Regions from separate parts of the Homo sapiens genome. Here region 2 is linked to region 1. A link is an interaction called in ENCODE POLR2A ChIA-PET data of the cell type or tissue named here. Cell type or tissue: B cell. All regions are shown on one strand. Each heading gives the region's core, and the rest is flanking DNA. Links, peaks and the distances in the headings are about the cores only.

Region 1 (2,920 bases), core at 177-2,676:
AAAATTCACATTGTCCAGATAACCAATATCGGGGTCAAATATTTTCTTTCTTTGGGGAACTTACATTGTTTTGGTAGGAACGCTATTTTCAAATCGTGATATCCTACAGGTAAATGCACTGGAAAGAAGATTGAGGATTGAAACTTCAAATCTCAGCTTTCCATCTGCACAGTAAAGACAAAGATGCTTCCATTGTCCGGTTTTATGGAGAAATCTGAAAACGTACACACAGGGCTGGCTTCACGGGTGGCGCCCAGCGTTAGCAAGTCCTTGCCTGGTGCGAGGCGCTGCTCTCCTGTCTTGAAATTCTTAATTTTTGAACAAGGACACCTGCATTTTTTATTTCCCACCAGAGCGCACAAATTATGTAGCCACTCCTGTGTATATGAAACTCTTTGCTTGATGCCAGTTCCATAGCAGACACAAAATAATTAGAATGTTCTCCTCCCCATCATACCCTTCAACTTAAAATTATGAAATCCAAGCTAGTAGCTTTTCTTTTGCTTCTGAGCAGGACAACCTCTTGACTGATGGTCTCATCTAAGAACCCCTACTACCACCTCCACCAACGATAGTCATATCTATTTGTATAAAATGAAATTACAGTAATCAAAAAAAGTTAAATTGTATATATGCCTATATGGTTGTATGTGCAAAAATTGCCAGTTATTACAAAAACTGATACTGATTATCTCTGAGGCAGAGAACTGATAACAGAAATTGGGCTCTGGAAAGGGACATATTTTTTACTTCATTTGTCCTTCTTTTTGTCTTGTTTTGTTTTACCGTATGTGTGTTCTGCCCTTGAAAAAATAAAACAAAACCTAATTTTGTTTGACTTAGATCCCAATAATCCTAACTACACAGATATATAAATATACATTCACTCTTAACTGTTCTTTGAAGAGGGAAATCTAAGTAAGGCATAGCTTCCTCAAAATCCAACCAATTGTCCCCAGTTCTAGAAGCATGAGTTACTTATTGAGGTTGGTGGAGATTTCCTCCATCCACCTTATGTTCCATGGTCCACCCCAGAGGGAAAGAGAAGAAAGGGGTGTCAGTGTTCTTTTGGTAGAAATATCACCCCACAAAATTTCCTGCACCTCAGAAAGCTTGTACACCCATGGGAAACTTTCCTGCCACCTGAAAACAAAGAGAAGCAGAGCAGCCCATTAAAAATGTATGTTCTCACAACATTTTGCCCTGGGACAGCGGAAAACCATAGCATCTAATAGGCTTTGAAGTGAAAAGTGCAATTCCTGTGAAATGAGATTTTTCCAAAGTATCTGATGAAGCAGCTCCTTGCCCCCCAACCACGACTGAAGCACAGCATGAATGACCTTGGGCAATGACAAACAATATCACACCCCCAGCAATCAGCCTGGATAATTACCATATTTAATAATTAAGCATGTGGTCTAAATTTGTGTTCAGCATTTCTGTTGAAATCTGGGGGGCATCCACGGGTGACTTGTGTATGAGGGTTAGGTTGACTAGCCCGCTCTCAAAATTCGAGTGAAATAAATCTTCCACTTCTTTTCATCCTAAGAGTTCCAGCCTCCCACAATAGAACCCAAGATAGCTACTAAGAACAGAAACAAGATTCCTCCAGTATTGTTTTATTCTATTGCTCTGGGGCAGCTAGGTATTTAAAACAAACAAGAAAACACATAAAAAAAGAGAGGGGCTACTCGCTCTGTTGTAGAAGAGTTACGCATTGTCTTTTTTTTTTTTTTTTTTTTTGAGTTATGTATTTTCTGACTCTTCTGTCTGAAATGTAGGATATTCAAATATAAGATATTCAGTTCTTTTACTACTCAATCTCTTGTTGCTTCTCTGCTGTGGTCTGTGGGGGACCAGACACAATCTGTGTACCCTAGAAAACACCTGTAGGAGGGGAAAGAAGACCTTGTCCAAGGATACACCAATGACAGTCAGTGGGTATTGGAAAATAAAGATACAAGTCAACCCTGGCTTCTCCCAGTCCTTCCCAGCTGTAGTCCCAGCACTTTTGCAATTCTGGTTTCCCAAAAAATCCCATCCAGGGCATAAACTATATGTGTTGTTGTAGCTGGCACGTTCTGGAGTTAAGCTGAGCTCTCATAAATGTGATTGTTTGTGTGTCTGGGTGACACCTGGCAATGTGGAACTATTTTATGCTTCACTTGGCTTAACATTTGCTTTTCCTCCCCAGCAGTGCCTAGAACATAGAGGGACAGAATAGCTATTTGTTAAAGCAATAAATTGAGAGGGAGATTGGTATCATTCCCTTGAGTGCTAAGAGGTCCAAGGTACTTTTAACTCTAAGCCCCAACTTTTTTATCCTGCCCTTTACTCCTGCTTGTTAGAATAGAGGTGTTAACTGCTTTCTTAGCTTCCTCATAAAGAGACACATTTTAATTGGTTTAGGCCAAGAGTCATAGCATTAACGGAGAAGCGCATGAACTCCAGAGGCCCAAATTTTCTGGAGTAGTATCCCTGAACACCACTTACTTGCTGTGTGACCTTGAACAAGATACTTAGCCTTTCTGTGCTTCAGTTCCCTCATCCGTAAAATGGACATAATACAAGTTCCAATATCATACAATTGCAGTAAGGATAAAGTAGTTAATATTTTAAAGTGCTTAGAATGATGCTAGTACATAACAAGTGCCATATAAATGTCTATGAAATAAATCAAATGTTATTTCTAAGGAAGGGTAATACTAACTCATAGATGGAAAATACAATTCAGCGCAAGAGTGAACTTATATTCATTGGCAGGAGATATCTGAAACCGTGTGAGGAAGGAGTCCAAACCCACAATTGGGCTGCAGTGAAAAGTAGAACCCGGTGATTGATGAATGTCTGCCGTGGATTCTCACAGAGGAAATGGAAAGACATGTGCCCTGTTTCTGCTATTGCTGTTATGCATATGATT
Region 2 (2,920 bases), core at 230-2,729, 650 kb after region 1:
ATTATATGAGGTACCCAGAGTAGTCAAATTAATAGAGACAAAAAGTAGAATTCTGGTTGCCAGGGGATGGGAGAAGGGAAAATGGGGAATTACTGGAGATGGATGGTGACTATTGCTTGCACAACAACGCAAATGTACTTAACGTCCCGGAACTATACTCTTTAAAATGGTTAAAATGGTCAGTTTTATGTTGTGTATATTTCACCACAATAAAAAGATATAAAAATGAAATTAAAATACTGCAACTAGAAATAAATGCTAGCATCTTGGAATGTTTGTAGGTACAAAAGGAAGCAACGAAGATGACAGAACATAATCCACATCAACAATGGCACTGAGATGCGACAATAAAAGTGAAGGGAAAAAATCCCTTTTCCAAAATGGCAGTCACCACCACCACTAATACAGATGAAACTTGGCTTCAGAGGGTCAGTCAGATTCCGGAGAAGCATTGCTGACAGACATAAGTGCAAGCAGAGCACATTTAGTCTGCAAAAAAGCTCATAGCTTAAAAGGTGACTAAGTCTTGAATTAATCACTCCACTTACATTATTATTTTTTTAAATCAGGACTAGCTTAAGCATCACTACACCTAGCTGTCTTTACAGATCCCAGGGCAAAATCAGGAACCTCCATACAACATCTCAAATATTGCAATTCCAATATCTCTTCTCACTATGTTTCCCCATGCCCTGGCCTTCACCTGGCTGATTCATTTATCTAGGTCTCAACTCAGACTCTCTGAGGACGCTTCTCACTTTTCCCTTCTCTGATGGCTTCCTTAGTGTTCAAAATCACTCCAGTTTCCCTACCAGTGTTCCCCTGAGTACCTGTGGGTCTTTCCCACAAGCCTGGAAGCTGTTGGAAGGCTACAATGGTGCCTTGTTCATCAATGTATCCCCAGCCCCTAGTACAGTGTTTGGCCCATAGTAGACAGATAATACATGTTTGTTGAAGGAATGAATGAAGAATTAAATGAACGGAACACATGGGTCAAGCTTCTTGAAGACGGGTCAATTGCAAGAGACAGGCTCAAAGCCAAAGACAGATCCGGGGACCCAATCCATCCAATTGGAATGAAGTATTAAAAGCCACCATGGAGATGATACAAACCAAGACATAGCAGCAAGAGGTTGGAATGCAACTTTAGCCAGTAGCTCATCAGAAGGTATTACACTTCCCAACTGGTGCATTCCAGAATGCAATTTCTGTTCTGGAACATTGTTGTAATTGTTGCATTCAGAATATAAACTTTGAAAGTCCTATGAAGAGTTATGTAGAGTAGCTGACCCATTTGCTCATGAAAAATATTTTTCACTGGGCTTATTATGTGTATGTATGCCCGTATCGACAAAATCAAAAAAGGCTTTGTGTTTTATCTATGTAAACATTTTACTGTAAAAGTAAGAAAAAACGCAAAAACATGCAACTCAAGATATTCCCAGAATCTCTACAACCCTAATTCAAGTAAATATCCAAGTGACGCAGACTCATCCTGGGATCCACCAAGCCACTTATCCCTCTTCTCTCCACACTCAAAGCACCCACCTTTCTCTTCTCCTTGTTCATCTCTGCCTTTAAATTGTCATTGTTGAGATTTTTGGGTTTTTTCTTTACATGTATAATATTTAGTTTTTTGTTTTTTTTTTTTTACATGAAGTTTCACTCTGTTGCCTATGCCGGAGTGTAATGACACTATCTTGGCTCACTGCAACCTCCACCTCCCGGGTTCAAGCAATTCTTGTGCCTCAGCCACCAAAGTAGCTGGGATTACAGGTATGTGCCACCATGCCCGGCTAATTTTTTTGTATTTTTAGTAAGGACAGGGTTTCACCATGTTGGCCAGGCTGGTCTCAAACCTCTGGACTCAAGCAAACCACCCACCTTGGCCTCCCAAAGTGGGATTACAGGCATGAGCCACTGTGCCCAGCCTATTTATTCAATTTTTAAAACAAGTCAGTAAGTTTAGAATTTCTTTCAAAAATTAAAAAAAAATTGAGTTGCATTTTATTTATTTGCGAACCCCAATTGGTTTCCTGCCCACACCTCCCCTTTCCTCGAATCATTCTTGGGTAGAATCACCTGTGATAGAAGAAAAATCTCTGGTGACCACTGTAGCCCTAGCGAATGAAGTGCACGGCAGATGCAGCCCAAGCTCCAGCCCTTCCACATGAAAATCATTGTTTACACTTGATCAAGGGCCAAATGGCACTGACTGTATTACGAACAAGAAGATGTATCTTCCAAGTAATTAGCTAGTGCATAAATATCAAAATTAATAAAATAAGATACTATATCTTCTCATTTTGGTGGCTTCCAAACTGGTAGAAATTTGTTCTCCTGAACTCTTAAGATTTTCCCAGGAAAGGTAGAACTACATCAAAAAGAAGCTGAAAAAAAAAAAAAAAAATCCCTACAAGCAAAGGCCAGCTCAAACCCTAGATAAACTTTCCTCCCTCCAATCAGCATGTTACAGAAAATAATGTTTCCATTTAACAACAGATAGTTTAACAATCATTATTCTATGCCAGGACCTAGCAGTGCATAAATGGCTTCCCCTTTTGAAAAGTTTCTTCTTGCCCAATTGGACTCTAAGCCTCCTGAGGAAAGGGCTTACCAAATTCCATTTTAATGTAGTCACAGTTAGCTTAATAGCCTCAGGAATAAGGGCTGGCATGCCACTGGGGGTGTCAAAGAATAACAGGGGCAGGAGGGAAGGGGTAAGGAAGAGATTGCCAAGCAGCTAGCTTATTTCATTTCTGTTTATTCAACAAGCAGGTTTTATACCTACTGTAAAATTATTTTTTTATTTGCACATTTTATATATTACCTCTCACGGTTCTATGGGCTGACTAAGCTCAGCTGGGCAGTTCTTGCTTGGGGTCTTTCATACAATTGCAGTCAGACAACAGCTGGGGCT

What was found. ChIA-PET counts read pairs that join two places held together with the same protein. Peaks named below come from ENCODE experiments on the same cell type or tissue, not always from the same donor. Only the 100,000 strongest peaks of a DNase experiment are listed, where the experiment ranks them.
Region 2: POLR2A ChIA-PET joins it to region 1 with 11 read pairs; 2 of 35 experiments call an interaction of 5 or more read pairs at or near these places.

The regions. Positions count from the first base shown.
Region 1 is chr6:156,029,561-156,032,480 of GRCh38, forward strand. The region is part of intron 4 of LOC101928923 (a long non-coding RNA gene); the gene reads right to left. Among named protein-coding and RNA genes, the nearest start is that of MIR1202, 84 kb to the left of the region's middle. In B cell, for the core only: no CTCF peak of the experiment used is centred there; no DNase peak of the experiment used is centred there; H3K4me3 peaks cover 759 bases; H3K27ac peaks cover 339 bases.
Region 2 is chr6:156,681,833-156,684,752 of GRCh38, forward strand. It overlaps LOC124901444 (a long non-coding RNA gene), which reads right to left. Exons shown (of 2, transcript XR_007059829.1): 1 at 2,831-2,920. Among named protein-coding and RNA genes, the nearest start is that of ARID1B, 94 kb to the right of the region's middle. In B cell, for the core only: no CTCF peak of the experiment used is centred there; no DNase peak of the experiment used is centred there.